Linked DNA regions of Homo sapiens: region 1 is linked to region 2. The links are chromatin loops, found by intact Hi-C in ENCODE. Cell type or tissue: mammary epithelial cell. All regions are shown on one strand.

What was found. Hi-C counts contacts between places; a loop is a spot of excess contacts. Peaks named below come from ENCODE experiments on the same cell type or tissue, not always from the same donor. Only the 100,000 strongest peaks of a DNase experiment are listed, where the experiment ranks them.
Region 1: it touches region 2 in a loop (5-fold over the local background); 2 of 110 quality-filtered maps call a loop at or near these places.

What each region holds. Positions count from the first base shown.
Region 1 is chr21:38,158,006-38,160,505 of GRCh38, forward strand. All of the region lies in intron 1 of LOC124905020 (a long non-coding RNA gene), which reads left to right. Among named protein-coding and RNA genes, the nearest start is that of DSCR8, 38 kb to the left of the region's middle. In mammary epithelial cell, a CTCF peak has its summit at 1,462 (motif pointing right); a DNase peak (open chromatin) is centred at 1,556.
Region 2 is chr21:39,137,361-39,139,860 of GRCh38, forward strand. No RefSeq gene overlaps it. Among named protein-coding and RNA genes, the nearest start is that of PSMG1, 45 kb to the right of the region's middle. RefSeq lists an enhancer at 1-788. In mammary epithelial cell, CTCF peaks have their summits at 27 (motif pointing right) and 982 (motif pointing left); no DNase peak of the experiment used is centred here.

The DNA.
Region 1 (2,500 bases), 980 kb before region 2:
ATTTGCCTGTCTAAAACACAGAGTTAAAAACACCTCTCATTACCTCCTTATAATTATATGCTTGGCCTCCTTTGAAGCCAAGGTATGGCTTTTCAAGCCAGTTGCCCTGTGACGTGAGAGGGCAGCACCTTTCTGAAGACGGTTCTCACTACTGCTACACCTTGTGCTGCTGAAAGCAGCAGGAGCTCTGCAGGTGAATGTGATTTCTCTGTAGCTGCCCAAGGCAGGGCCCTGTATCCTATGGTTGCTCAGGGGGACTCTTGGGCAGAAGATGCCTGCAGATCAGCTTTGTAGTGACCTCCACCATCCTGGTCTCAGCCATTTTTCCTTGGCACCATCCAGGCCGAGCTTATTGCAGCGAGGACCAAGATGTCCTCATCCTCAAGCATGCCTCATGCAAATAGAGTGAAGCCGGCTCATTTCCAGCATTTTCTTTCTGACATTAAATGTTTTTCTGGCAGTAGGTTTAATATTACTCTAGGCAAAACCCTAGGGTTTTACACAAATCATTTATCATTTGGACGTAATTCTCACTATTTAAGCACCTCCAGTTTCTACGTTATTGAATGAGACACTGTGGCCCTCACCCTTCCATCAGGATGGATTGGGTGAAGGGTCTTATCTAAAATTCCCAGTGTGCTCTAATTGTCAATCAACAATTCAAATTAAACAAGTGACCTCCACTACCTACAGGATAGACTTGGTGCAAGTCTAGTTTTAGTGTGAAAAGCAATTTCCATATAGACATAGACCATAAAGGGGGGCTCCTGTAAGGGTCTGAACAATAGGTCATTGTATGTGACTAGAAAAGTGGGGAGAAAAAAACAGAGAAATCTCCCTACGGGTGCAGCGTTTTTGGTTTTATAGAAAGAGAGAAAAACAACTCTTTTTGAATCAAATCATCAGGCACAAAAAACAAATGCTGCCAGAGTAATTATCCCTGGAAAAACTCAGTCCTGAGGGCTCTCCACGCCATAGGCTTCCTGATGCCACCTGCAGCTCATCCCAAGAAAGGGTTGGAGATGCATCAGCAGCCTTCGGCAAAGGGGAAACACCGTGCAGCAGGGCTGACTTGGCAAAGAGGCACCCCCAGAGGAATGCGAGGTGCAGCTTCTCTCCCTTTCCTTCTTGCCATGTGCTGAGAGCCCATGACCCCAGGATCTTTCTGCAGTCCTTCCCCTCAGGTTGCTTAGACAAGGAACTTAACTGCACTTCAACTACTGAACAGTAGAATGGGGTCCTAATTGTAACCCTGTCATGGATTTTGAAGGATTTAATGAGACAATCAATGGGAAATGCTTGGCACACAGTATGCCCCCAAGTCAGTGAAGTTGCTTCCATTCCCAACCTCGGTCTTCAGTCCCTGGTCATCTCACAAGCAACTAAGGACTCAACATTAATTCAAGGGACAGATCTGATTGGAGGGGCCTCCAAGATGAGGGAAGGTCCTCTCGGCCACTAGGGGGCACTAACTACATGGAAAACAAGCACTGAATTTCGGGGACTTGCTCCACTGCCCTGCAATGTAAATCCTGTAACTCATTTAATTTTCTTGGAGCAAAGTTTGGGAATGGTTGATACAGATGGTGCTATTTCTGCTTGGGAAGGTGGTTACACTTACATGTCAAATGAAGAAACTTTTCTTAGCTCCTCCCTGTGACTCACCAGCTCCAGCTATTATGAACTCATACTTTAAAATATTTTTTTCTATTCAGCCCCATTTACTTTCAGTCCTCTTTCTTCTGTATTCTCCAATTCCTGGAAAAATAGACAATATCCTTAGTTGTGTGGAAGAGGAAGAAGAGTTATGTAGAAGAAAGAAGCATCCTTACTGTAAAATGTTTCTGACTTTTTGAGCCAACCACGTCTGGATCAGATGTTTCCATCTAGAGTCATACCTTTTCATAGCCTTTTAAACCTGGCTCATGAGAGGAAAGAGAGAGTGCAATGTCCCTGAGATATCTAGGAAACCATGGAGAATTTCTTATCAGAATTAACCCCTATTGTTTTGAAAGTAACTAGATCCTAGGAAGCATGAGATGCCACGGGCTTCCCAGAACCCATAGCAGGTGAGAAAGAACTGGAATACAGGGTGAGGTGTGATGAATCGAACTGCTTTTCCCAGAACACAGAATACAGCCAAGGTATGAAAGCTGTTCCCCAGAGGGGAAAAATGTACACTGGCCAATGAGGGTGCATCCAAGAGCCTGTAGGCTTTCTTGGGCATTGATTAAACCAATATGCCAGGCATCACCTGCTTGAGAATTACTAGAGATGTTTGTCAAACCCCCAGTCCCTGGAATTAGACTACCTTGATGTACATCTCAGAAATATGCAACTACTTTGAGGTGGTTTTACATTTCCTAAAATTTAAGAACAATTGCTCTAGAAGATAATAATTCTACCTCCACTGACACTGGAAATACATGTAAGGATGGCTCTGCATGTCCTTCATCACAGCAAGTTGACATTTTCTAGAATCACTGAAAGGAATTATTGC
Region 2 (2,500 bases):
GATAAAACCTGCCTGGAGAGGGCCCTCTGCCTGTGGGCTCTTAGCTCTCAGCTCTCAGCTCTGCAGCCTGGAAGGAAACCCAGGAGGTGTGAGTTGATGATTGCAGAGAAGAGAGCTGGGAGGTCAGCCCCTCCAAAGGTGCCTGCCCAGAGCGCGTGGGGTCACATATGGAAACCATTTCTGGGGAGGGAGAGCGGGAATCTGGAAATGAGGCCACACCAGGGGGTCCGGCCATGAATACAAGAAGGAAAGCCTTGTTGAAGGGAGGCCCATGGCAGACACAGCTCAGTGGAAGGAGGAAAATACTCAGCATTCCAACAACTTCTAGTAAGAAATCTTAAAAAAACGGAGAAATCCACGCGCTTGTGGTTTTAATCAATGCAACAACGCAACAGGAGGCTGGCTCAGAGCAACGCGAGGATGAGGCAGGGCCCAGAACACTGAGGCCTAAATGTGGAGCACACCAGTGTGGACATGAAAAACTGGCAGTGTGATCTGAGACCACTCAGTGGCCCCTTTAAGTGGTGACAATTTCCACCCAGAAGAAACGGGTGACAATTTTGAGATCCTGATTCAATAGGTTCCCCACAGATCAGTTTCTCCTCGGAGAACAGAACCTCCTGAATCTTAAGAATATTAATATCTCCAGGGCTGAATGTCCCAGCACTACTGATAAAGAACAGCCTCTTCCAGGAAAAGGAGCAGTTTTTTATCTTTGCTAATAACCAGCCAGTCTCATAAAAACTGGGAGGGAAAAAAAATCCTTAAAAATATTTACTTAAAAAACAATCAATAGACACACTAAAAAGCTCATGCATACTGATTTCTTTGATGTGTTTTTAATTGCTTAAGGGTCTTTGTAGAAAAATGAGCAAAGAGCATTATTTATACATTTACATATTTAGAAGAGAGCAGGTTAAAAACTCCAACTTCACCAGCAGCAGCAAAGAACCTTTGTTGAGCAATACTGTCCCCTTGTGTCCAATCTTCACTTAATGCTTTCCTAAGTTAAGTACAGCTGCTTGATGGGACATTCTGCAGTAGTAAACGACTTCTACATTTTGCTGCCCTTTAAGACTTGCATTCCTGCAGGAAACATGCATATGCAATACCAATTCTAAGTAAGGGGAAATCTGATTTAAGAAAATTGGCCTCAGGTATTCATGATGGAGTTCACAGCATGGGAAAATGTGGGCCATCGATGTGGTGAAGAAAGCCTCACTTCCATCCCAGCTTTTTCACTGTTCCCCACGAGTAAGTAAGTGAACGGCAAATGTGCAAGGGAGTTAAAGTGTAAATTCCTCCCGGCCCATATAATTGACTTGCTGAATTTTTGCAGTAACAAAAGACTGCTGTTCAAAACATTTCCAGTGACATTTTAAGACTACCTATAAAGAGAAGTTCGGGCCGGGCGCAGTGACTCACGCCTGTAATCCCAGCACTTTTGGAGCCGAGGCGGGCGGATCACGAGGTCAGGAGATCGAGACCATCCTGGCTAACACGGAGAAAGCCCGTCTCTACTAAAAATACAAAAAATTAGCCGGGCGTAGTGGTGAGCGCCTGTAGTCCCAGCTACTCGGGAGGCTGAGGCAGGAGAATGGCATGAACCCGGGAGGCGGAGCTTGCAGTGAGCCGAGATCTGGCCACTGCACTCCAGCCTGGGCGACAGAACAAGACTCCGTCTCAAAAAAAAAAAAAAAAGAAAAGAAAAGTTCGCGTTGGTCATTTTTGTGCTGTTTATGATGTATAATCATTGGCACTGTCCCCACAGTGTCTTAATCCTGATATTCAGCAAATATTTATCCAACAGGGGTTTACTTATTTATTTTTGAGACAGATTATTATTTATTTATTTATTTATTCACTCGTCACCCAGGCTGGACTGCAATGGCGTGATCTTGGCTCACTGCAACCTCTGCTTCCCAGGTTCAAGCTATTCTCCTGCCTCAACCTCCTGAGTAGCTGGGATTACAGGCACCACGCCCAGCTAATTTTTGTGTTTTTAGTAGAGACAGGGTTTCGCCATGTTGGCCATGCTGGTCTCGAACTCCTGACCTCAAGCGATCCACTCACCTCAGCCTCTCAAAGTGCTGAGATTACAGGCATGAGCCACTGCACCCATCCAAACCATTGTGCTCTTTTCTGTATGCGGGACTTGGGAAAGGTGGGACACTCTGGAGATTCCTGCCTCAAGCCACATTCTCCTCTGCAAGATGGCTAAAATATTTTGTGCTTTGTGAAAGAGCAGAATCTGTTTTGTACCTAAGGCCTCTGGTCTCTAAATCCTAAAATCTCTCCGCTGGGGTCCCCTGAAGTGTCTGGTACTTACTGCTCTTCTCGCTGTGCCTAATTAAGATGATCTGGATTCGCATGACAGGAACATATGGTAATTAAGTACCAAAATCTCACAAAAGCACCAGAAATCAAAAATAGATTTTTCTAGTAAAGTCAGAATTAAAATCCCTATTTTTTTAAGTCTTCTTAAAGAGACATACATACC